3 separate regions of the Mus musculus genome follow, and all the other regions are linked to region 1. Evidence: chromatin loops called from intact Hi-C (ENCODE). Cell type or tissue: gastrocnemius. All regions are shown on one strand.

Region 1 (8,000 bases):
TCCAAAATTTCCGAAGCAGTAGCATGCCTCATTTTCCAGGATCCAGTTCATTTTTTTAAATCCCTTTGTCAATGGGAGACAAAGCTAAATACACTCTCCTAAAAGCTATTAAATCATAGTTACCCTGAGGGAGGAAGAGGTATATTTAGTCCATTCAGACTTCCTTTTCCAGTCCCACAGGGTTGGTGACTTAACACACACATGTTCACATACCTGGAAGACCAAGATGGTCTATCCAGTGGGGTTTCATCTTGGATTATAGCCACCTTCTCACTGTGTCCTTGGTGGCCTTTCAAAGCTCTGTGTGTTGATACAGAAAAACACTTGCCATGCCTTTTCTCAAACAGCAACCCTACTAGTTTGGCCACCACACTAATGGCCTTCTTTACCTCTGTCTTCCCAAATCCCTCATCTCTAAATGCAAACATATAGGAGCATAAGCACACACTTCATATTCATAACAAACGGGATGCCTCCATTTGTTTCCTTACATAGCTGCCCACAGTCACTAAATCATAAAGTTACAGAATGATAGAGATGGAAAGAACATTATCCTCGATCATTCTGAGTAGACAGGGTTCCAGATAGAAGGGACGTGGCTGTACACATATGTGGCTGTGCGGTGGGGAGCCTGAGAATGGACTGTCTCCTACCAGACAAACTCTTCTTTACAGCTTTAGTCAACATCTCAGAGTTGACTCATAGAAAAGATACGTCATAAAGCAAGATTAAGTGTTTTATAGCATGACCTTCTTCTGCCAGGAAAAGGTTTTCCTCATGAGATATAAGAAATCCTATGTGTTCACTCAAAACTGGTTACTAAGTGTCAGCCCAAGATTTTTCTCTTGTCAAAAAAAGGACAAGATGCAAAGGTTTTTAGCTAGGTCTATGCAGCGGTAAATTGTTAAATGGCTCTAAGCTTCCAGCAGGTCTACACACACACACACACACACACACACACACACACACACCAGCTTATTTTTAATATGCCTTAGCCAGCTCAATGGTTGGGGCACTCCTGAACCTCCACGTGGCTAACACACTGCCCTCTGATATTCCTGAATTAATACTTACTAAATCTATATTTTATCTTTGCTGCCCTGTTTCCTTCTGGGCAGCCTTTCTTGGGCCCGCTTTCCCCTTACATTTCTGCTGTCTCACCCTTCTGCTCCTTCCCAGCGTGGTCCATCCTATGTCCTTCTCATGGTGGATTCTTTCTCGCCCACTCCTGTCTCCCTGCCCAGCCATTGGTCACTGGCAACTTTATTTCCCAATCAGATCCATCTGGGGGTGTGGGCAAGCTTCCTTTAGCCTACATGTGGGACACTAAAAACAGGTTTAGGGGGAACATAATTAACATGAGAGCACAAGCTGCTACAGAGCTAGAGGTATGCCTTCAGCAGCTTCTCCCCCATGGGAACTAAACCCAGAACCTTATTAGCTAGGCAAATCCTCTATCACTCAATCAAATGGCCCAACCTAAGACAGAACAGTTCTTTTGCTTTTAATAGTAAAAAAGGAAGTGTGTGTGTGTGTGTGTGTGTGTGAGAGAGAGAGAGAGAAAGAGAGAGAGAGAGAGACAGAGAGAGAGAGAGAGAGAGGGAGAGAGAGAGAGACCAAGTGTGTGAGTGCAGATACCCACAGAGGCTTTAAACAGGCTTCAGTTTCCCCACAGCTGATGCTAAGGTGGTTGTGAATTGCCCGATGCCTGTGCTGAGCAAAAGAACCACTCTTCCTGGCTAAGCCATCCCTCTAGCCCTGCCCCCTCAGCAGCTCTTACTGAGGAGAGTATCCTCCCGCACAAGGACATATCCTTTCGCCTTCTTACTCCTGAACCTCAGCCTCCGGGAAACTCATATTACCATGGTACAGCTGTGAAGATCTATCCTCCTCCTCTTTCCTTGGTCACTCTAGAGTGCACGTGACCACTCGGCAAACAAATGTCCAAGCCAGCATGTGGCATATAAACTCCAGCTCCTATTTCTGCCCCAGCTTTGCAAAGCCAGGTGCTTCCTGCTGATGGCCAGAAGCACTGCTCTCACGAACCTCTAAAAACGCTGACCGGGCACTCACAAGGGATGTGTGAGGCACTATTCATCAGCAAGACTCTGTGAACATTTTTCCAGGACCATGTTGACGCTAACTGCAAAGCCACATGACCCTCGACAGCTCAGCCGCTGTGCCGAGCAATCCTGGAACAGCACGGACCCTGAGTCCCAGGCCTTTCTTCACGTACCATTTGTAGATTCTGCTCCAGCCCTAACACCCAACTTTCCTGAATTTATCTTTCCAACTTGCCCTAAGCTGCAGCCCAACCGATTTCTTGGAATATCTTTCCCGTCCCTCATTCTCAGTTTTAAAAACAATTCTCAAAGACTATGACCTAATTAATTTTTCCAGTCCTCCCCTCCAATCTGGGAAATAGATTTTCTCTGTGAATGGACAGCGTCCCCTCCTCCACTTCCTGGGTTTATGGGCTTATGCTCCAACAGAGGCCTCTCTGCAGGCACTGTTCTGGTCACCACTTACAGGGCTGGAGGAAAGACAGCTCATGAAGAATGCTATCTTTCTCCTACCCAGGGATAATAGGAGGAAAGACAGCTCATGAAGAATGCTAGCTTTCACCTGCTCAGGGATAATAGCAGGGCCCAGCAGCTCACCCCTATTACTGTGCTGGTTACCCATTATATTCTACATCCCCAAACAGTCCCTAGCTCAGGTTGATAATTAGATGCTGTCAGTAACCTTTAGCCCCCACTCTCCAAAGACAGACGGTGTCCGCTGCACTGATGCTTTACCTCTGTGGCCCTTCCAGGTGCCTCTTACTGGATATTGGGAACACAGATATGATCCCAAACATGTGGCCTTTTTTGAAGATTTGGTTATAGGCCTTAACCTTTAATAGATGAGCTATACCTTCAGCCCTGTGTGGCCTTTCTGAATGAACCTCTCTTTCACTCATTTTTATGTACAAAATAATAGGCTGCCTTACGATATTTTCATGGGTAAGCCGTTGTATTTTGCTCAGTCTCCCCTTCCACCGCCTTCCCTTACCTCCAGCCCTGACACTTTCCTTTCTGCACTCACAAATAAGTTCTCCCTGCTTTTGTGTGTCATATATACATGCATATATATGAATGTATATTATATATTAGCCATATGAGAGAAACCATAAGGCATTTGTCTTCTGAGTGGCTCACTTCCCCTTGCATGATGTACAATCGATACATCTTCCTGAAAATGAAACAAACATTCTTCACTATGATTGAATAAAACTTCATTGTATATAAATGATGCATATCATATATATCATATATCACATATCATATATATCACCATGTTTATCATTAATGAACATCTTAGCTGGCTTCTTGATCATTGAGAATAGGGTATAGATAAACATGGACGTGCAAGGATCCCGGTGGTATGCTGACTTAGACTCAATTGTGTAGCCTGGAGTGGTGTAGCTAAAGCATATGGTAATTGTATCCTTAGGTGTGGCTTTCTGGGAACCTCCACACTGATTTTCACAGGCACTGCACCGTTCTCCAGTCTCATCAGGCATAAAGAAGGACTCCCTTCTGCCACCCTTTCTTCGTGTCGGCATTTGTTGTTTCCTTGGTGACAGGAGAGAGATGGACCTCAGTGTCACTTTATTTTGCATTTCCCTGGTGGCTAAGAATACAGAGCATTTTCTCAATTATTCTCTGCCCATTTATATTTCTATGAATCCCTCTTGAACTGCAGACATGGAGCATACAGGGTGGATGGTCTTCTCCATCCCTTACGACTCTCATTTCACTTAAAACCCATTTCATCTCCCCTCAAAGGCTCCCTGAATTTCCCTCTGTTTGGTGCCTTTCCTTCCTCTGCAGATGCTAAAAATATCATCGGAACAATAGAAAGCAGCGGTCCCTCCAGCCTCTACCCCACTTTCCAGTGAGCCGTGGGAAACTGCAAGCTTCCCTGGGCTTTTCAATGATGCCTGGGTCATGTAATGTCAGGGGAAGAATTTCTTGGCTATTACAAACACATTAACAACTGGGATCCAAGATCTGCGTCTCCTCGTGCAATGACATCACTGTGCAATGCACACCCCCTCCCATTTCATTCCAAAGATATGACTATTGATACTCACAAAAATGGTTGCATCTACAAAGCAGTAAGAAACAGCTTTAGTTGGCCCAACTGGGAGAGATAAAGAGAGAGAGAGAGAGAGAGAGAGAGAGAGAGAGAGAGAGAGAGCGCTAATTGATAAAAATTGACAATAGGTTCTCACAATCTATTCTTACATTTGCAATGAAGCACACTGACCAATAGATGGCAGTCATTGACTGCTCCACAAATGTCTAGTTCCCACCCACATTGAATCAGCCACATCTAAATTTGCTGTGTCAGGGTGGGATTTTCAGGACCATCCATCTTTGCTACAACCACCAGACTGGTACTGCAGTTTCTGTTTCTCAACAGCCATATAGTCGCAGAAGAGACCTTGTAGTTTACCATATTAAGAAGCCCCTTCTGTCGTTGATGAGAGTGTGCCCAAGTCCTCAGACAAAGCTGCAGTTCATCCCACTCCATCTCCAGTGACAGTACCTGCTTTAAGTGTTCCTCAAAAGACCCTGCCTCCCCTTCTTTGTGTATGTCCTTGTCCTTGAGCTTCTCCATGTTGTCCACTGTCTCCCTCAGCTTTGGCTCAGATTTAGCCATAAGCACCAAACCATGATCTATCTATACAGTTAAGTTTGCCCTGGTGGTAATAGTTTTTCAAGCCTGACCTTTACCTCAGCACAAGATGCTTGATAGAACCAGATAGAAGTGTGCAATCTGTAGGTGAGGGAGAAGGCAACACGGGTTCAGTGTGTTCCAGCCTTGTGATGCTAGGCCAAAGGTAAAATCCAGGGATTTTTCAACCCATCTGACCATGTCTATCCATGACTCCTTCTTTATTTTGAGTCTGCTGTTTTGGTTTAGGTTTGGTGCCTGTTTTCTGCTAGAGTTCAAACCCAGGGACTCACAAATGCTAGGTAAGCACTCTGCCACTGAACCACACACGTGCCCTTTGGCTCTAGTCTTCAGAGTTACAGCTATGACACATTATTAACTGGTGCAGTGTCAAGAGCTTGCATCATGCTACTGTCAACACTACCAACTCTGCTCCACATACAGAATGTCTACAGAGCCCGGACGTCATTGCAGGGGCACCATGACAAGCTTGGTGTGGCCCTAACACACTTGTGAAGTAAATTGTTGGTATTAACCCCCAATTTATATGTGAGGAAATGAAGGCACAGAGAAGCTAAATGATTTTGACAAAAGTCACATCGAGTCCTAGGATTTGTGTTCCAGTCACCTGTCCTGAGGTATTACACCCTTAGCAACTATGCTTTCACCTATCGAACCAGCAGTGTGACATAGAAAGAACTAACTTTACCTTCTCTGCCTGTCCAAATGGTGACAGGCTGGCTTGAAGGTGAGCCTGGGCTTTAGCTCCTGCCTGAAATCTCCTGTGGATCTTCACAAGTCCGGACTGGCCAAAAGAATCCAGTGCACACGTGATCAGGTTACCCACAAGCACACAAGGAAGGTTCCAAGAGAATTAGCCCAGATTTCACTACTGAGAGAAGGCTGGGATACGATGCTGGCTTAGCCTCCCATCTATGTTTCACAGGTTGACAATGGGAGCAGTTTCATCATAATAACCCCAGCATCTTCAAAGGGAATCTGCTAGACAGTATGGGAGCAGCTTCACTAACTGAGAGGACCATGGATGGCTCCAAACACAGCAGCGTACTCCAGAGCCTCAGTGTTATATCAAAGCATGCCTGTAAACACTAGATAAAACATAAAATGTAGAGTGCACTTGGCAGCTACTCAGGAGTTAAAAATAAAATTACCACCCGGCCCAGTAACTCCAGTCCATAGTATGCACTCATTCCTCAAGTAGATTAAAACAGAAAGTTTACTTATATGTTAATATTTCTAGCATCCTATGCACAATAGTCCCAAACAGGAAACAATCAAAGTGTCTAGCAACCGAGGACATTTTTTTGATGCTTTTTTTTTTTTTTTTTGGTCCGTGTATCAGAATGCAAATTCCTGCGATAAAAGGAATGAAGTTTTGATGTGTACTTCAACAAGAGTAGAATTAGCAAACTCTAGATGTGGTAAAATAAAGTAGACATGGGAAATGTAGCGGGTGTCCTGGTCCTGGTAGAAGGTGATAAATTCATAGAGGCAGGAATAGAAGTGAAGAGTATCTGAGAGAAAGGAAACTGGACACTGTTGTATAATAGGCACAGAGGTACCATTTGCAACAGAGGTTCTTCAAGCAGTAGTGGTGACCGTTACTCACACTGTTAACGTATTTAATGTCAATGAACGCTGCACATAAAATGGCTAAAAGAATAACATTTATGTCATATTGTACCACAATAAAAAAATAGTTTTAAAAAAACCCAAAGTATCTAGGACTTTTTCTTTAAAGATTTTCAGTTACCTAAGATATATCCATTTTCTTCTTTTTCTTTACCAACATAGCCTTGATTTATTGGAGTAACATTGTGTCCAGGAGGAAAATGTTTTCTCCCATAGCCCCTGAAGGCAGCGGTAGCTACATGACTTTAAGTTGTCTAAAGTGATATAAGCTCCCCTGGTTTCCAGGAGAGGAGAAGAGATTCTGGAAGAGTTCCTTGAAAATTGAGGATGAGAGACACATTTATCTGGTGTACAGAAAACCAGATGGTAGGAAGAGAAGAAGCTGAGGGACTGGAGAAGTCGGCGAGCTGCTGTGGCTTTTGTGGAACGCTTCTTGGAGTCTTTGAGAGAAAAGGCTCCTGTCTGATTTTATCCCAAATGCCTACTGGGATACACAGATCCTATCAGCTCACCGCATCAGCCCCCGTGTTTATTGTATCTACTGGTTTTGTCATGGAAGGGGTGCAGTACCAGAGTAGGGTTGACATGTCAGGAAACAGAGGACTTAGCCATCAGACTAATTGAAATTTATTCGGAGCTAAAGAGCTGAGTAAACCTCCCAGCCTGCGCTTCTGCCACAGATGCAATTCTAAAACATGGAGACACCATTTCCTGTCCCCTGGGGCAACCATGTTGATAGATGAGCTTCATCAGCTAGCTCAAGTGTGAAGAGTCTGTTATTCCCAGGAGGGAGAGACATGGAAGTGTTCTCTCCAGCTCCCTGATACATCCAGGGGAAGACAGTGGACTTCTTAACCCAGGTCAGAGTTAAATGAACACGGGGAGGAGATAAACAGACAGATGCCTTTGTGTTGTGGGGGTGATCGATCCTCCACCCCACAGCTCAGCTGACTTCCTCTTCCTCCTTGACCTTCACCTCTACTCTACCCTGCCAACGACTTCCTGGCGTGTCCACACCCAGGATCACGTCAGCTCCAGAGCAAGCTTCTTCAGCAAAATCTCACTATCTTACTACTCCACCCTCCTTCCAGGGAAGCTGTATTGCATGAGCATCCTTTCGAACATGTTGATAGGTATTATCGGCTATGGTTTATAACAAAAGAACAAGGGCATACACTGACAAGCTACCCAGGTGCTGGGAGCAGAACCCACAAGGCAGCACACAACTATCTATAACTTCTGTTCCAAGGGATTCAACGCCCTCTTCCGGCCTCTTGAGGTAACTGGCACACACGTGGTACCCAAGCATATGCCAGCACTTATGCATAGAAAATAAAAATAAATCTTAAAAAAAAAGAAAACCTCAGAAAATAATATTTGAAGGAACATGTTTCTGGGATGTGGTGGTATTTATCTATAATTCAACAATGGGAAAATAAAGACAGGAGGATCAGGGAACCAAGCTCATGCTTGGCTACAAAAAGACTCTGAGGCCAGCCTGGGCAACATGACAGTTTGTCTCAGAGGAAAAAAAAATTACTAAAGAATGTGTTAAATTGTGGTGTGTCTATAAAGTTGAACTTTGTGAAACAAGTTAAGGCTGAGACAAAGTTATATACAAC
Region 2 (8,000 bases), 360 kb after region 1:
TTGAATTCTTTTACTTATTAATACATGGGCCCACTGTGCCCATTTGTTGCTTAATAGCTCATTTCTTTTTAGTGCTGAATAATATTTAATTGCCAGGATGCACTGTAATTTATCTATTCACTTACTAGAGGAAATCTTTGTTGCTTCCAAGTTTGGGTAATTCTGAATATATCATCTATAAGCATCCATGTGCAGGTTTTTGTAGACAGAAGATTGCAGCTGATTTGAGTGAGCTCCTAAAAGCATGACTACCAGACCATGTGGCAGTGGTCCATAGACTTCTGTGAGAATCAGCCAAATTGTCTTCCAAAGTGGCTGAACTTTTTTTGCATTTTTTTCACTAGCAGTGAGCAACAGTTCTACATCGTCACCAGCATTGGTTGCTGGTGTGTTGGATTTGGGGCATAGAAAATGTATAGGATCTTGTTCATTTAACTTGCATTTTCTGGGTGATAAGGACTATTGACCATCTTTTCATGTTTTCCTGAAGAGAGAGCTCAGTGGTTAAGAGTTGCTGCAGTTCCAGAGAACCCAGGTTCTATTCCCAGTACTCACATAGTGACTTACAATCATTTGTAATTCCAGTTCCAAGGAACCCAGTATCCTCTGAACACTGCAGGCACCACACACATGCGGTGCATGTACATATATGCAGGCCAAATATATGTACACATAAAATAAAATAATGGCAAATATATTTCTAAATATTTTACTTTTAGAAGTTCAAATTTATTTTTCAAATATATAAAGCATTGATTCCAATGCTTTCTCCCCGATAGACTTTAAATCTACTTTTCAGAGATATAGATAAAATGTGTAAGAGAATAGATTGGTAAATTTTCTTTCTTTGTAGCAGTTATTCATTCCAATATAAGTATGTGTCAATGGTGAATGCTTTCTAATGATTTTTTTATGAAGTCAGTTCCTAGATTATTTAAAGTATTTCAAGTTCCTCTATAGAGCTTTACTATGTTCACCAAAATTATGTATTATGTTTGACTGACTTAATAATGATCTTGTTTCTCAGTTCTAGAAGACTCCAGTCTAGAAACAGTTTTAGTAATACTAGTTTCTTATAACCTTTTTTCAAAAGATAAATCTTACAGTAAAGTGTAATCTATTTATTTGTTTAAAGGAAAGAACTGGGTCTTTTAGTCAGAGGAATATATCTATAGTAGCACAAGAACTAAGTATTAATCCCTTTCATTATTAAAATAAACTTCTTTGTTCTTTGACTATTAGGTTTACAGATAGTGTTTCCAGGCCTTGGTCAGTCAGTTAATTCAGTGGCTCCATTCATTGAAAGGGATCCAATTTCTGGCACATAAGCTCCCCTGGTCCCTGTTTCTTTAGTCCATGGGACAGTAACTTAAGCTTGCAAGGAGAGACAGCATAGTAGGAAATGGAAAAAGAAGAAAGCTATCAGAATTTTGGTGAGTAGGGGGGAAAAAATCAGTAAATGCATTTAATTTAACTTTTTTCCCTACTCTGGAAGTGTTAGCTTTTTATGAAGACTAACACATGGACTGTGGCATTTCAAGCACAATCCAGAGAGGATAAAATATGGCTGATATAATTCGGTTTTCCTTTGTTTTTGTTTTTTAAAGGAACAGTATTAAAAGATTGTAGAAGGTGGCAATTATATAGATATTTTAATGTTTTGTACTCAGAAACAGAAAATAATTCTTTATAAACAGAAGTTTATTTACATGATTTTTTTAAACTGGAAATTACAGCTATACTGTTTATTATGGCCTATTTCTGGAACGTACCAGTAAGTACTAGTGTTGAATACTGTATGCTATTAGAAAGTGAACAATGCTTTTAGATCTTTATAAGTTTTATTATCGTTTATAATCAGGTTTTCTGAAGTAGAATTACTTACAATTGTGTTGTTTGCAAAGTTATATTTAGCATTTAAAAAAACAACTTACTGATGGGTTAATAATTTGAATTTATTGACATGATTGTGTTGCATGATTTTCCAAATCAATAAAACTTAAAATATAAGGCAGCCTCTTGTTTGTATTAGCATATTGGTAAGAATTAATATTTGTACATATGCTTTTTGTTAAGGGCTTTATATTATTACAACTAAGTAGATTGGTTTTGCTGTATATATTTTTCCGAAGATCTTAAATTTCCAATGTAACAAAACTGTACAGAAGTCTTGCATAGACTCTGGAGGGAGTCTGCGTTGAGCGCTGTGTGAGCATAGCAAATAGGCAGCAGGAGAGGCTCACCCGCAGCCTTTCCCAAGCCCAGAGCTTGGAAGTTGGCTGCTTGATGTTGACAGAATCAAAGTTAATTTACCACATCGCAGGTTTCTTTCTTTTTCTCTGGAATATGGAAGCTAATCTTATTGCTGAACCTCTGCTCTCTTCTTATAGCAGGCCTATTTCATTCTGTGAACGGGCCATTTTAAAATTGTGCTTTATATACATGTGCAACATTATGTTCTTAATGAAATTCAGTTCAGTAGCCCCGAGGAGGAAGTCTTCGCTGTCCTTACCCTCTGAGCAGCAGTTTATCTGAAGTGCTTTGCATTTGCAGGAAGAACAGGCAGCAAAACTGAAAGCTGAGAAGATCCGAGTTGCTCTGGAGAAAATTAAAGAGGCTCAAGTGAAAAAGGTGACTTGTGGCTCTTGGCTGGGTTTGAAATATTTATCTTTTTTTTTTTTTTGTCCTGTTTTGCTTTATGAAGAATTTCCTTGTTTAGATATAATGTTTCTCTAATTTATAGAAAGGTAAAACTGTATTCTTCCTAATGTCTTTCCAGTGTGGGTTTTGTATGTGACATGCTTTAAGAAAGCCTTTGCTTCTAGGCAGGTCCTGGAATGCTTAACTCAAGACCCACTGCTTACAGCATTTCTGATCTGTATTACCACCTGATACTATAAAGATTTCTTGCTACTTTCAAAACAAACAAAAATCAGTAAGACTGAATCATCTTAGCATAATAATCATATTTTAAAGGGCTTAAAACTTACTTAGGTAGGTTTCTTAATATTCAGATTTTACCTGTAGTAGTAGTGTCAGAGTAGTCATAATAGTTCTTAATTTATGTTCAAAACGTGAATCAGAATGCTATTTAATATTTGAAAAATACTTTTCTAGAATACCATTTTTTAAGCTACCATGTAATTGCATTTTCCCTGTTACAGCTGGTAATCAGGGTCCACATGTCTGATGACAGTTCTAAGACAATGATGGTGGATGAGAGACAGACAGTGAGACAAGTGCTGGATAACCTGATGGACAAATCTCACTGTGGCTACAGTTTAGACTGGTCGCTGGTGGAAACCATTTCCGAGTTACAAATGGGTTAGTAATGCCACTTCCGTAATTGTTTATCAGCATCTGTGTAACCCTGAACCTTCATAGTCACAGAAAACATTTTGAGACATCTGTGCTTTTTTTCTATAAAATTATCAGTCACCTTATCTTTTTAAAATCTGGCTTTTTTATGTTTTTCCTAGTCTATCTGGAGAGTTCTTTGAATAGAAGATGAATTCCAATTCACTTCATATTGTTTAAATGGTTAAGGCAAATTTTTTAATAACAGATGCTTTATCTTTGGAATAAGAGTTGCATAAATAAATTTACTAAAAACTGTTATTAAAGATGTTTACATTTTCATTTGTTTTATGTATCTGCATGTATGTGTATGTGTCATGTACCAGAAGAGAGTGTCAGATCCTCAGGCACTGGAGACAAGTGGTTGTGAGTCGCCAGATGACAGTGCTGAGAACTGAACCTGGGTCCTCTATAAGAACAGCAGGAGTTCTTGGTGCTGTCCCTCCGGCCCAATACTGTTACTTCCTAGTGTTTGCACAGAAGGCTTTAAGGACAAACAAAGCACATCAACAAATTTCAAAGAATATTTTTAACGTATGTTCTGTACTACTTCATGTGTGTGTGTTTATGTGTATTTTAGTCTGACACAAACTACCACCACCACCACCATGAACCCATGTTTAAAGAAAAAAGCCAGTCACAGAAACATGCATCTATTATTCCAGCACTGGGGAGACAGACAGAGGATGGTGGAGCTTGCTATTGCTAGCCAGCCAGTGCGCTGAACTGGTGGTCTTCCTGTTCAGTGAGAGGCTGTTTTAAAATGAAATGTGGAAAGCAGATGAAGACAATATCAGTCGTCAACCTCTGATCTCTACACTCACAAAGATTCTGTAACTCTAATGTGTGTTATCTTGCCTTTCATGTCATTTGGATGAATACTAACAAAAGGCTGGTATTTGATTTTGGGACAGAAAGAATCTTTGAAGACCATGAAAACTTGGTTGAAAATCTTCTTAATTGGACAAGAGACAGCCAAAATAAGCTTATATTTATGGAGCGTATAGAAAAATATGCACTTTTTAAAAACCCCCAGGTAAGATTGCGTAACTTATGAGTGCTGAGTCAGTAGAGTTAAAAGCCTGACAGCCACGTGATTGGCCGTTATAGCTGCAAACCCTTGTGTGTTTGGGGACCAGGTGTTGGGCCTCAGAAAGGTTCCCAGCCCCACATGGGAGTAAACTTTGGTAAAAATAAAAATAATTCAGGGGGTTGCTAGGTTTCTTCTGTGTAAGTCCAGAGCTCGTTGAACCCAGCAGTTCATTAACATCTGAGGTTCTCATCTCACCAAAGCAGCCCAGGGGTTTTATATAGCTAATTCTTTATTTTAATTTCTTTGCTGGTTTGCATAATACCTTTGCTTACTTGCCATCTTTATTATGCCAACATATTGTTTGGGTTAGTACTTCACCATCCCTGTGCCTTTTTAAAATAAGCATATAAAGTAATGTGTTTCATTATAGTGTTTCCAGACATACTCTATTCTTATTTGTTGTCTTCTCCTCCACCTTTCCCATCCCCCTGCCTCTCCTGTTTGTCCACTTCCTCTCCACTAGGTCAGAAACAGCAAAAACTCTGCAACAAAAAGCAGCAATGAGAAAAACTGCAGTAGCGTTGGACAGTCAGTCTGTATTCTTCAGACTTAATGGCAATTCTTTAATGAAGAGCATATACTTAGGAGACTAAAAGAATAATTATACTAATGATTACTGTTCAGATTTTAATTAAACTAAGCAAATGAGAATGTTCAGAATATCATCACCTGGAACACCCTGCTCAGTCCAGCATAGAACTGTGCTGGCTTAGCATATCTCAGGAAATTGTTCCTTATTACTTCTACGTAATTTATAATGCTTTGAGGTATTTTTATGTAACTAGTTAAATATTTCAAAATACTTATTGTTGCATATATTGTCACCTCAGGATGTGAAGGAGGGCATTCTATGGAATATTTCATAGCAAGTGTTTTGGGCAAGATGGAAGTGGATACAAAACATTTTAATGATGATACTCTTCAGAGGGAGCTTTTTGGAGGAGTACTCTCCTCACTACAGACTGGCAAAAACTAAACTCATAATGGTTACTGGTCTGGAGCAAATGATGTGTGCATTTACTCTAAGGGAATAGCAGAATGAGTTTATCCTTTAATTTTCATTTCATTGTCTTTTTAGAATTATCTTCTAGGGAAAAAGGAAACAGCTGAAATGGCAGACAGAAACAAAGAAGTGCTGTTAGAGGTATGACTCTCCACTCCTGAAGTCAGCTCTCAATGTTTTGTGTGTACCTATGAGCTCCTAACAAACCTCTTACCAACTAATCTTTTTGCTAAACAATAGTCAGTCCAGTGCATTTAAAAGAGCAATGCCTTTTAGGGATTGCAAGATAGGAGGAAGAGAATTGGGACTATTCTGGCCATATCAGCTTTTATAGTGGGCAGGAGACAGGTCTGTCAGTAGTATGTGCCGGGCAAGCATGAGGACCTGAGTTTATAGCCCCTGCCACCTACATAAAAGCCAGTCACTTCTCTGGAGCTCACTAACCAGCCAGCCTAGCCACTGAGCTCCAGTGAGAGATCATGTCTCAAAAATAAGGTGGAAGGCAACTGAGGAAGACACCTGACATCAGCCGTTAGCTTTCACACATGTGCATGTGCACAGTACACATACCACAAACACAGAGAAAAGAAGAAATGGCAGTAGTACATACAGCTTAGCTGAGTTCATTGGAAAATACTTTCTATTATAGTCATGACATTTTGTGTGTTCTAGTGTATGTTGTGTTTAAACATGAACATGCAGGATTGCACATCCATATCTGCAGACACAGCTAGAGGAGAATGCCTGGGTCCTCTTCTCTCATCTACCTGATGCCCTGTGTGCAGCAAGCCACACCAGCTTCATATGTGGGTGGAGGGATTCAACCTGTGAGGTCCTCCTGCTAGCACAGCCCGTGACCCACACTGGTATTATTAACACTCCAGGATTGCCACAGTAATTCTAAAGTAAACTTACACTGTGTTTATAATAGACAATTCTTTCAGAAAGCTAGTGTGGTTTTAATACAAAACCATTTTGCTTTGCTTAGTGTTGGGTATCTCACAGGAATAGATAATTCATTTTCTGAAAATATAAGAATCATAAATATTTCCAAATGATTTTTTTTAATAAGGAATGTTTTTGTGGAAGTTCTGTAACTGTCCCAGAAATTGAAGGAGTCCTTTGGTTAAAAGATGATGGCAAGAAGTCCTGGAAAAAGCGTTATTTTCTCTTGCGAGCATCTGGTATCTACTATGTCCCCAAAGGAAAAGCAAAGGTTTGTCCCGTCTCTCTCCTTCCTCACTTCCCACATTGTGCTAGCTGCTTTTACTTTGTAACAAAAATACTATTTTACCTGTATTAAGACACACGGAAGATGGTTTCATTTATTAGTCTGTTGCAAAGAAGAGGAAGCTAAAAACTGTTCATTTCTCTGATCGTTAGTCAGGTTCATCTCAATTCTCTACCATTTTCCCTATGTAGATTGTTGTTGTTGTTGTTGTTGTTGCTAAAAGAGGATCTTACTCATGTAGTGAGGCCTCAAACTCACTCAATCTTGGGATGACCTTGAACTTTTGGTCCTCTTGATTCCCCCTCTCCCAAGTTCCAAGTGCTGGGGTTACAGGTCTGCATGACCAACCACATCCAGCTAAACGTAGTTTTGTTATTTGAGGCAAGGAGAGGTCTTGCCAGAGTCTGTATTTTAGTTAGGGCAAATGGCTTTCTAGGATCATGTCTACTTCAATCGTGTGCAGTGTGCTTTTTCTGAAGAACAAGCTGTCATTTGTGCTTGTTTTGGGTTCAGAGCTATTCTAAAAATTTACAGTATCATCCTAGTCCTATAAACTATTGTTGCCTCTGACTGCTGAGGTAACTCCCAGAGGAGAATCATTGTACTTGAGGTTTGCTTTATACCCGGTCAGCTTCTTGTTCTTTCCTAAGAGTGCTGCTATTCTCCTGTTACCTGTTACCTAGTTATTATACGTGATATGTATACTATGTACAGGATCTTTATAAAGTACCCACATTTTTAAACAAATCAGTAATAGATAACAAGCAAAATGGACTGCTCTTTTGGTTACATTGTAGACTGTAGAAAAATCTAATCTTACTTTGTACCTAATAAAGATTTGATTCTCAATTAAAATAAAAACTCTTACTTGCTGGTAAGATACTTGCTTATTTGCCCTATTATGGTAATCTTTGGGGTGTTTTTTCTTAGGTATCTCGGGATCTAGTGTGCTTTCTCCAGCTGGATCATGTAAATGTATACTATGGACAGGACTATCGGAACAAATACAAAGCACCCACAGACTGCTGCCTGGCATTAAAGGTAAATTCTAATTGATATTAATGGAGGTTACTTGACGTTTGGATCTTCACCAGGTTATTCTGTGTCTTTGGAAAAGGATAGGATGACTAGGGGTAACCCTAGCATTTTAGCTTCATCTGTAGTACCAGGGAGAACAAGGGAAAGAGTAAAGTTTGGTCTGATAGCTTACACCAAAAATCCTAGCACTCAGGAAGGAGAGAGGATCAGGAATGTGAAGCCAGACCCTCCCTGTCTTGAAAAAAACTTTACAGCGAGACATGTATTTTTTTGTTGTT
Region 3 (8,000 bases), 81 kb after region 1:
AATCAGTCTGGCAGTTCCTCAGAAAATTGGACATAGTCCCACCTGAGGACTCAGCAATACCTTTCCTGGGCATATATCCAGAAGATGTTCCAACTGGTAAGGACACATGCTCCACTATGTTCATAGCAGCCTTATTTATAATAGCCAGAAGCTGGAAAGAACCCAGATGTCCCTCAACAGAGGAATGGATACAGAAAATGTGGTACATTTACACAATGGAGTACTACTCAGCTATTAAAAAGAATGAATTTATGAAATTCCTAGGCAAATGGATGGACCTGGGGGCTTCATCCTGAGTGAGGTAACCCAATCACAAAGGAACTCACGTGATATGTACTCACTGATAAGTGGATATTAGCCCAGAAACTTAGGATACCCAAGATATAAGATACAATTTGCAAAACACATGAAACTCAAGAAGAACGAAGACCAAAGTGTGGACACTGTGCCCCTTCTTAGAATTGGGAACAAAACACCCATGGAAGGAGTTACAGAGACAAAGTTTGGAGCTGAGATGAAAGGATGAGCCATCTAGAGACTTCTATACCTGGGGATCCATCCAATAATCTGCCTCCAAAAGCTGACACCATTGCATACACCAGCAAGTTTTTGCTGAAAGAACCCTGATATAGCTGTCTCTTGTGAGGCTATGCCTGTGCCTGGCAAACACAAAAGGATGCTCATAGTCAGCTATTGGATGGATCACAGGGCCCCCAATGGAGGAGCTAGAGGAAGCATCCAAGGAGCTAAAGGGGTCTGCAACCCTATTGGTGGAACAACAATATAAACTAACCAGTACCCCCAGAGCTCGTGTCTCTAGCTGCATATGTAGCCGAAGATGGCCTAGTTGGCCATCATTGGGAGGAGAGGCCCCTTGGTCTTGCAAACTTTATATGCCTCAGTACGGGGTAATGCCAGGGCCAAGAAGTGGGAGTGGGTGGGTAGGGGAGTTTGCGGGGTGAGGGTCTGGGGGGACTTCTAGGATAGCATTTGAAATGTAAATTAAGAAAATACCTAATTAAAAAAATAAATTATAAAAAAGTGTTTGCCATGAAGCCTGATGACCTGAGTTCAAAATTCATATAAAGGTGGAAAAAGAGAATCAACCCCATAAAGCTGTCTTCTGACATCTACATATGTGCCACAACACACACAAACCCCTCACACAACAATAATAAATAATTTTTTTAAAATGACAAGATGTGGTACTACACCCAAAGAAATAAGCCACTGATCTAAATGTGTAATAGCATTTTAAATATATTTTTTAATATAAGCATATATTGAATTTTTAAATGCACCATATTAAGAGTATTTTGAATTAAGGAGTGCAGCAGGAGAACGAGACCACTGGCATAGAAGACTCAGCCTGATTCTGTGCTTTGTGTTTTCAGAGGACTCTGTGAAGTAGTGCAACAGCCCTATTTTTCACATCTCCTGTTGATATCAAAACAAAACTCTACTTTTCCCAGATTCCTTCTAGAACATTCTCATCACCAATTCATACAAAAAGAGAAAGAGGAGAAAGGATTTTTATTTAACTATTTTTAATTTATAATATATTTACTGCATTTCCCCCTCCTCTTTTCTCCATCAAAATCCTCTCATGTATTTCTCCTTACTCTCTTTCAGATTCATGGCCTCTCTTTTTCATTCATTATTGGTGTGTGTGTGTGTGTGTGTGTGTGTGTGTGTGTTCCTAAATACATAAATACAACCCATCAGTCTGTATACTATTGCTTCTATGTGTATGCTTTCAGGGCTAACCATTTGGTATTGGATTTGTTCCTCCCTGAGGAGACTATTTCCCCCACTCTCAGTGTTGTTCCTTAGCTGCCTGGAGTTCTTTGTGTAGGGTTGAGGCCTCATGGGTTCCTCAAACCACCACCATCCACATCAGCATGCCTTTCCATGTTGTCCTTGCTCAGCTCAGTTTTAGGCAGTCAGTTTGGTGAAACATTGTGGGTGTAGCCTCTGACGTTCTTAAGAGACACAACCTCACAGCAAACTCTCTGGCCTTCTTTCCAGCCCCTCTTCCGCTCAGCCCCTGATCCCTGAGCCTCAGGTGGAGGAGTAGTATTGTTGATGTGTCAGTTGGTACCGAGCTCCACAGCTCTGCCTTTTGATTTGTTGTGGTTTTTCAGTTCAAAAAGCAGTTTCCTTGATGAGAGGAGTACATTCTAAATGTATTAGAAGACAGTTAGGGGTTATGCTAATTTAGGAAAGCAGCGATGGTGGTAAGTTTTAAGAGGAGAAAATGCGAATGAGTGCTTGAATCTTCTGTTCTTTTCTAACTTACAGAACCTCAGGAGCCAATGTTTCAAAGAAGCCAGTAACCCAAATGTCATCTCTTCTGAGGTAAGGACATTGTTACCAATATACTGATAACATCTAGTTCTTCAAGTTGTCAGAGACTAATAACTGAGCATACCAAGAGGGTAAGGTAGTGTTGAGTTCTTTATTTCTCCAAACAATGTGAAATTTATGAATATATGTTCATAGATTATAGATAACATTATATATTATATATGTAATCAGTCAACATGAAGTTAATTAGGATTATATATATGCATATAAACATATATATATAATCAGTCATTATGAAGATATTAATTAGGACGGTTATATTTCTCTGAATCTTTTTCTTTTAATTTATTTATTATTATATGTAAGTACACTGTGTCTTAAGACACACCAGAAGAGGGTGTCAGAAATCATTTTGGATGGTTGTGAGCCACAATGTGGTTGCTGGGATTTGAACTCAGGACCTTCGGGAGAACAGGAAGATTATACTTCTTCATGTAATAAGAAAATCCACCTGAAATGTCTTCAATAATAAAGCTATTTGTTGTCAGCCATGTCAAGAAGCTGAAGACAGACACTTTCAGGGTTGCTCGGCCTTCTGCTCAGTTCCCTCAAGGTTCGGCTGCTTTCTCTGCCCTCCTCTCCTGGCCTCAGCCTGCTCTGACCATCGGGCCAATCCTGCTCATTGTGCAAAATCCCCTTGAAGACACAGCAATCTAAGATTCAAAAAAGGCATTCTTTATTTCCAAATGTCTTTTAAGAACAAAGAGAAACTTTCCCAGGGGAGCTTTGGTGCACACTCACGGCCTTATTGGTTAGAATTGTGTCACGTGTCAGCCAATCCTGGATGAGAGGGTTACCATCACTCTAGCGTATGCCTACCGTTATCCACTCTTTGGATTTCCTGGAAAGCATAAGTGGGAAAATAATACAGAGTTCTGTGTGTTGCCAAGCGAGAGGACACAGTTTTTGATTTGAGTGTAAGAGGCATGGTAATAAAATGCACTTTGACATTTTTAAAACCTTGTAAATTGCTAACCGGGCGGTGGTGGCACACGCCTTTTATCCCAGCACTCGGGAGGCAGAGGCAGGCAGATTTCTGAGTTCGAGGCCAGCCTGGTCTACAAAGTGAGTTCCAGGACAGCCAGGGCTACACAGAGAAACCCTGTCTCGAAAAACCAAAAAAAAAAAAAAAAAAAAAAACTTGTAAATTTTATCAGTAGTTTTCAAATTTCCCAAACCTTTTAATAGTACCTAGTTCATCTAATTTATCAAAAGACAAAACAGTTTTTGTGTGTTTTTCAGATAAAAGGTTGTATATTTACCTATCCACCTGTTTGTTCACTCAGTTAAAAGGTTTTAAGCACCAATATATTATACTCAAGATTTAATATACTATGAAGAATTCAGAAATCACTAGATTTATACTATCAAGTATTATTATTATTATTATTATTATTATTATTATTAGAGAAATGTCTATCTTTAAAAAAACAATGAAATTTTTCATGCTATTACATGAAGGTGATTTTCAAATTAAATTCACACAAGAAAGCCCATATAAATAAATATTTCTACCTTAAATCCACAAGTATTTCACTATTTATTTAAGAAAAAGTGACACATAATTTTTAACTAGTGGAGATAATGTGTACAAGAAATTGTAGGCTTTTTCAAATATTCCCAGCTGACAAAAACCTCAAAAAATACACATGTATATAAAAGCTATAATATGAAAAAATAAAACAGTTGTAATGTGGGATATAAAAAGTACAAGACATCTACACAGAAGTCCCTTTGTCTAATCCTTTCATATAGTAGTGAGTAGAAACTAGAGACAATCTGCCGTTGTCCCACCAGAAGGTTCAAGGGCAAAGACAAGAATTAGCCCCAAACTTAGTATTCTACGGGGCACAATAAGTCATAATTTCCCCCTGAGCTCTAAACCTGGAAGTTTACTTTTGCATTACTAACCTTAATTCACGAAACAAACAACCTACTGAAAGAGGCCAGATTTGAGGGGCAATGAAGGTTAAAACAAACAAACAAACAAACAGGAGAGAGGTGCTTGTAGGAGCTGGGACCTCTCTTCCTGTTTTGTTCTCAGTGGTTTTCATCCTAGGTTGCTTCCTTTTGAGACTGAGAATATGTCTCTCCCTATAAAGCTAGTAACCAAGCGGCAGAAAGATCGAAGTAGGCTCCACAAGATAAGTACTCTCCTGTCACAGCTTCAAGAGGAGGCTGAGCAGATTTAAGTCTTTCTTATGGCCTCTGTAGAGGCCCTGGGAAGGAACTGAGTGAATAACCTACACAGCAGTCCTACACACTATATAAGAAAAGTCTTGGAGGTCCTAAGGCTGTTCACCCAGACTGTAACTTGAACACATTAGTGTATCCTGGCTTTGCAGGATACACCATTCTGAGAGAGGTGTGCCTGCTCCTGGTATTACAGGCTGTTTGCATATTAAATCTTAGGTATTACAGGCTGCTTGCATATTAAATCTTAGGTATTACAGGCTGCTTGCATATTAAATCTTAGGCATCTGACCTTTTGGGGAGCAATTTCCTATTCTTGGCTGCACAAATGAAGCTAAATCTTACCCTATTTCTAAAATGCCCAGATAGAATGAATGAGTGTATGGCTCAGAGTGCCCCCACAGGCTGTTTCCAGAAAGAACTATTTGTACCTTGGGTGTAACCAGCAGCTGTAGACAAACAGGGTGGAGCAGCGATAAGGGATGACAAAGGCCGGGTCAGTGTCTATGATCTGTATAAAGCTGACTTTCACGCCTACCTGTGAAATGCCAAGCTTTAGTTTGCCCTTCCAGTGGGCAGCAGCAGGGGTTGCGGGTGCGGGTGAGGGTGTGCTCTCCTGGTCACCTATAAATAGTAGCTAAATTTAGATTTGAAAAAGTCATGGAAAGTGGTAGGAGGCCAGTCCTGAGACAGCTGCTTCTGGTCTCTGCTCCACCCACTCCACACTGGAGCTGAGTGTGGTCCATTTGGAAGGATTTGCAGGGTAATTCGTCTTTTTCATTACCTTGGACACGGGCCATACCCCCCCACCCCCACTGTGAATAAAAATTTATTTTGTTTCCTTGGAGATTGCATGGATTTGATGGTTGGACGAGAGGGAAAAGAGCAAAGAAAATGTAACAGTAATCATTGGGCTTTTAGCACTAATTTCCCGAGGATGCTGTCATCTTGAAATTCTCGTCCCCTTTGCTTTTAGTTTCCTGTTTCTCCTCCCCAGGATAGCTCTCTCTTGGATAAAGTCTCTCCCTCATTCTCTGCAAATCCTTGCCTTTTTTTTTTTTTTTAAATAAAGTTACTTGGACACTCACACTCCCAAGAGGTCTTTACATGCACCCAGACTGATCCCTTCTAGATGGTGTCTGGCGTTCAAAGACAAGCTCAAAGCTTAAAAGTGGTGCCTTGGTTCTGTCTCAGAGGTCAGCAAACTGCGGCCTACAGGCCAAGTCTAGCCACTGTCTGACACTGCACAGGCCATGAGCTGAAGAATGGATTGTATGTGTACATACGGCTAGGGTGATGGTGCAGCAATCAGAGGAATCACAATATCTGGCAAGAAAATTAAAGGAGAATCAAATACCAATATCCATAAGTAAAAGCTTGCTGAAATACAGCTAATCTCAGTTGTTTGTCTACAGTGACAGACTGCAGTAGCTACAAGAAACTATACAGTCACCAGAGTAACAGTAGATACACAATGTCTAAGTTCTACAGTCAGGACTAAGTAGGTGCCTTAAGGTGAATAGAAGGAGGTGAAGGGTTGTAAAATACACTCTGATTGGTCCACGCAGAGATAAGGACAACAGCGTTGCTCTATCGTTTCTCCTGTACCCAGTCCGCTTTTCAGAGCTGGGAAGACGGTCATCAAAATGTTGTTGGATGAATGAAGAAGAAGACAGGACAGAGAGGCACAAAGCAAATGAAACATGAGTTGCACCCTGTTTGGAATGAAAAAGCATCCCCATGACAACCTCCAGCTAGTCTTGCTTCATATCATCTATATCACTGGTTCCCAGACGTTAGCAAAAACCCTCACTTTGGATGCCAACGTATCGAATGCTCAGTGTGTGCATAAGAAATTGAAAAAAAAAGTCTGTATGAATCTGGCTAACTTTGCTGATGCTAATTCAAACCCACCTTTCTGACCCTCTTCCTCAGTCACCAAATGTACATCAATTTAGTCTAGACACTAAACTCAGATGAGGAAGTTATCAAGGGAAAGGAAATCAAATGTAAACTTCATAAATAAACCTTTTGTTCATCTCTCTCTCTTCTTCCCTCCCCCTCCCTCCCTCCCTTCCTCCCTCTCTCCCTCCCTCCCTCCCTCCCCATCTCTGTGCTTGCAGGTGACACCCACACATATCCTTCAGCGTTGGCAGAGATGTTCACTCAGATAATGACTGGAGTTCATGCTACCTGTTCTCATCTTCATGTGTCATCGTCACCATGCAAAACCACAACTATAGGAAAACAGAGCTGTTTGCTGCTCTTCTGTCTCAACTGACATTTCCACCCAGTTCACAGCTTGCCCTTTGGAGACAAAGGAGATTATCTGTCATTGAGATGCCTTTACATAATGAAGTATGAGTGAAATCCAGGCTATCCTTTACAACTTTTTATCCCCTTGAGTTTGTAGCCTTTCCAATCCTTTCGCAGAGTTTAAGTGGGCAAATGGCATAGGGCATGGCCTTTGGGAAGCACACATTCTGATCCTTGATTTTGCCCCAAGAGTGAGGTCAGCTCAGAAAGTCTGACATATTCTTGGACACACAGACTTTCAATGCAAGTAGTTTCAAGCATTGGGTCCAATGTCAACCCTGAAATGAGCAAAAGGCACTTAAGCTAGTGTTTCACATACTGCTCTGGACAGTAGTCTACAGTTTTAAGAACCATAAACCTATGATTCAAAAAAAAAACAAAAACAAAAACAAAAACCACACACACACCCTACTTTCAGAATGTCAGATGGGAAAACATAAGGAGGTCCAATCTCTCAGATGTATTTCTCAAAACCCAAGATCCTGAGTACCACTGCCAGCACATCAATGGAGGCTCAGTTGAGGAGAACACAGAGCACACCATCAGCAGGTTTCTAAGGTGGTTCCCAGACCATCTGTAGCTGCCTTTTACTGTGGGGGTCAGATTTCTGTTGCAATGAACCCAGGAGTTTCTTTGATTTGTCTCAACTATCTATCATCTCTGTTCCAGATATAACGAGAGATGACAAAAGATACTGCTTAAATAGGAATGTGGGTCTAGGGAGGTGGCTCAGTCAGTAAGGGACCTGTCGCATAAAGATCTAAGTTTGGATCCATTCCAAGCAGTCACGTAAAGAGTCAGGCTTTAAGGGGCTCACCTGACGTACTAGAGCTGGGAAGGTGGAGGCAGGAGCTTACTGCAGCTCACTGGCATGAGTCCTACATTCAGTGAGAAAGTCTGTCTCAAAAAGTACAGTGCAGAATGATAGAGAAAATATCCAACATCAGCATGTACATGCATACACATGTGCTTATGCACACACACACATGCACACACACACATACACAAAGATATATACACACATGGCTCTTCCCACTGAAAAGGAAACTACCCTGGGCTGGGGATGCAGCTCAGTTGTTTGCCTAGATGGAGCCCTGGACTGAATCTCCTACAAAGTGCACTAA

Evidence for each region. Peaks named below come from ENCODE experiments on the same cell type or tissue, not always from the same donor. Only the 100,000 strongest peaks of a DNase experiment are listed, where the experiment ranks them.
Region 2: a loop joins it to region 1, with 2.8 times the contacts of the local background. A loop is called at or near these places in 4 of 42 quality-filtered maps.
Region 3: it touches region 1 in a loop (3-fold over the local background); 2 of 42 quality-filtered maps call a loop at or near these places.

The regions. Positions count from the first base shown.
Region 1 is chr1:60,857,154-60,865,153 of GRCm38, reverse strand. It overlaps Gm38137 (a long non-coding RNA gene), which reads right to left and starts at 1,329. Exons shown (of 3, transcript XR_865466.1): 1 at 1,162-1,329. In gastrocnemius, a CTCF peak has its summit at 4,327 (motif pointing right); DNase peaks (open chromatin) are centred at 1,995, 3,605, 4,047 and 4,382; H3K4me3 peaks cover 1,390 bases; H3K27ac peaks cover 6,857 bases.
Region 2 is chr1:60,498,149-60,506,148 of GRCm38, reverse strand. It overlaps Raph1 (Ras association (RalGDS/AF-6) and pleckstrin homology domains 1), which reads left to right. Exons shown (of 14, transcript NM_001045513.3): 5 at 2,554-2,631; 6 at 3,165-3,324; 7 at 4,272-4,393; 8 at 5,529-5,594; 9 at 6,526-6,669; 10 at 7,615-7,725. Among named protein-coding and RNA genes, the nearest start is that of Raph1, 65 kb to the left of the region's middle. In gastrocnemius, no CTCF peak of the experiment used is centred here; no DNase peak of the experiment used is centred here; H3K27ac peaks cover 426 bases.
Region 3 is chr1:60,775,908-60,783,907 of GRCm38, reverse strand. It overlaps 2310016D23Rik (a long non-coding RNA gene), which reads right to left and starts at 5,447. Exons shown (of 3, transcript XR_865459.1): 1 at 4,992-5,447. In gastrocnemius, a CTCF peak has its summit at 4,977; no DNase peak of the experiment used is centred here; H3K4me3 peaks cover 1,350 bases; H3K27ac peaks cover 2,553 bases.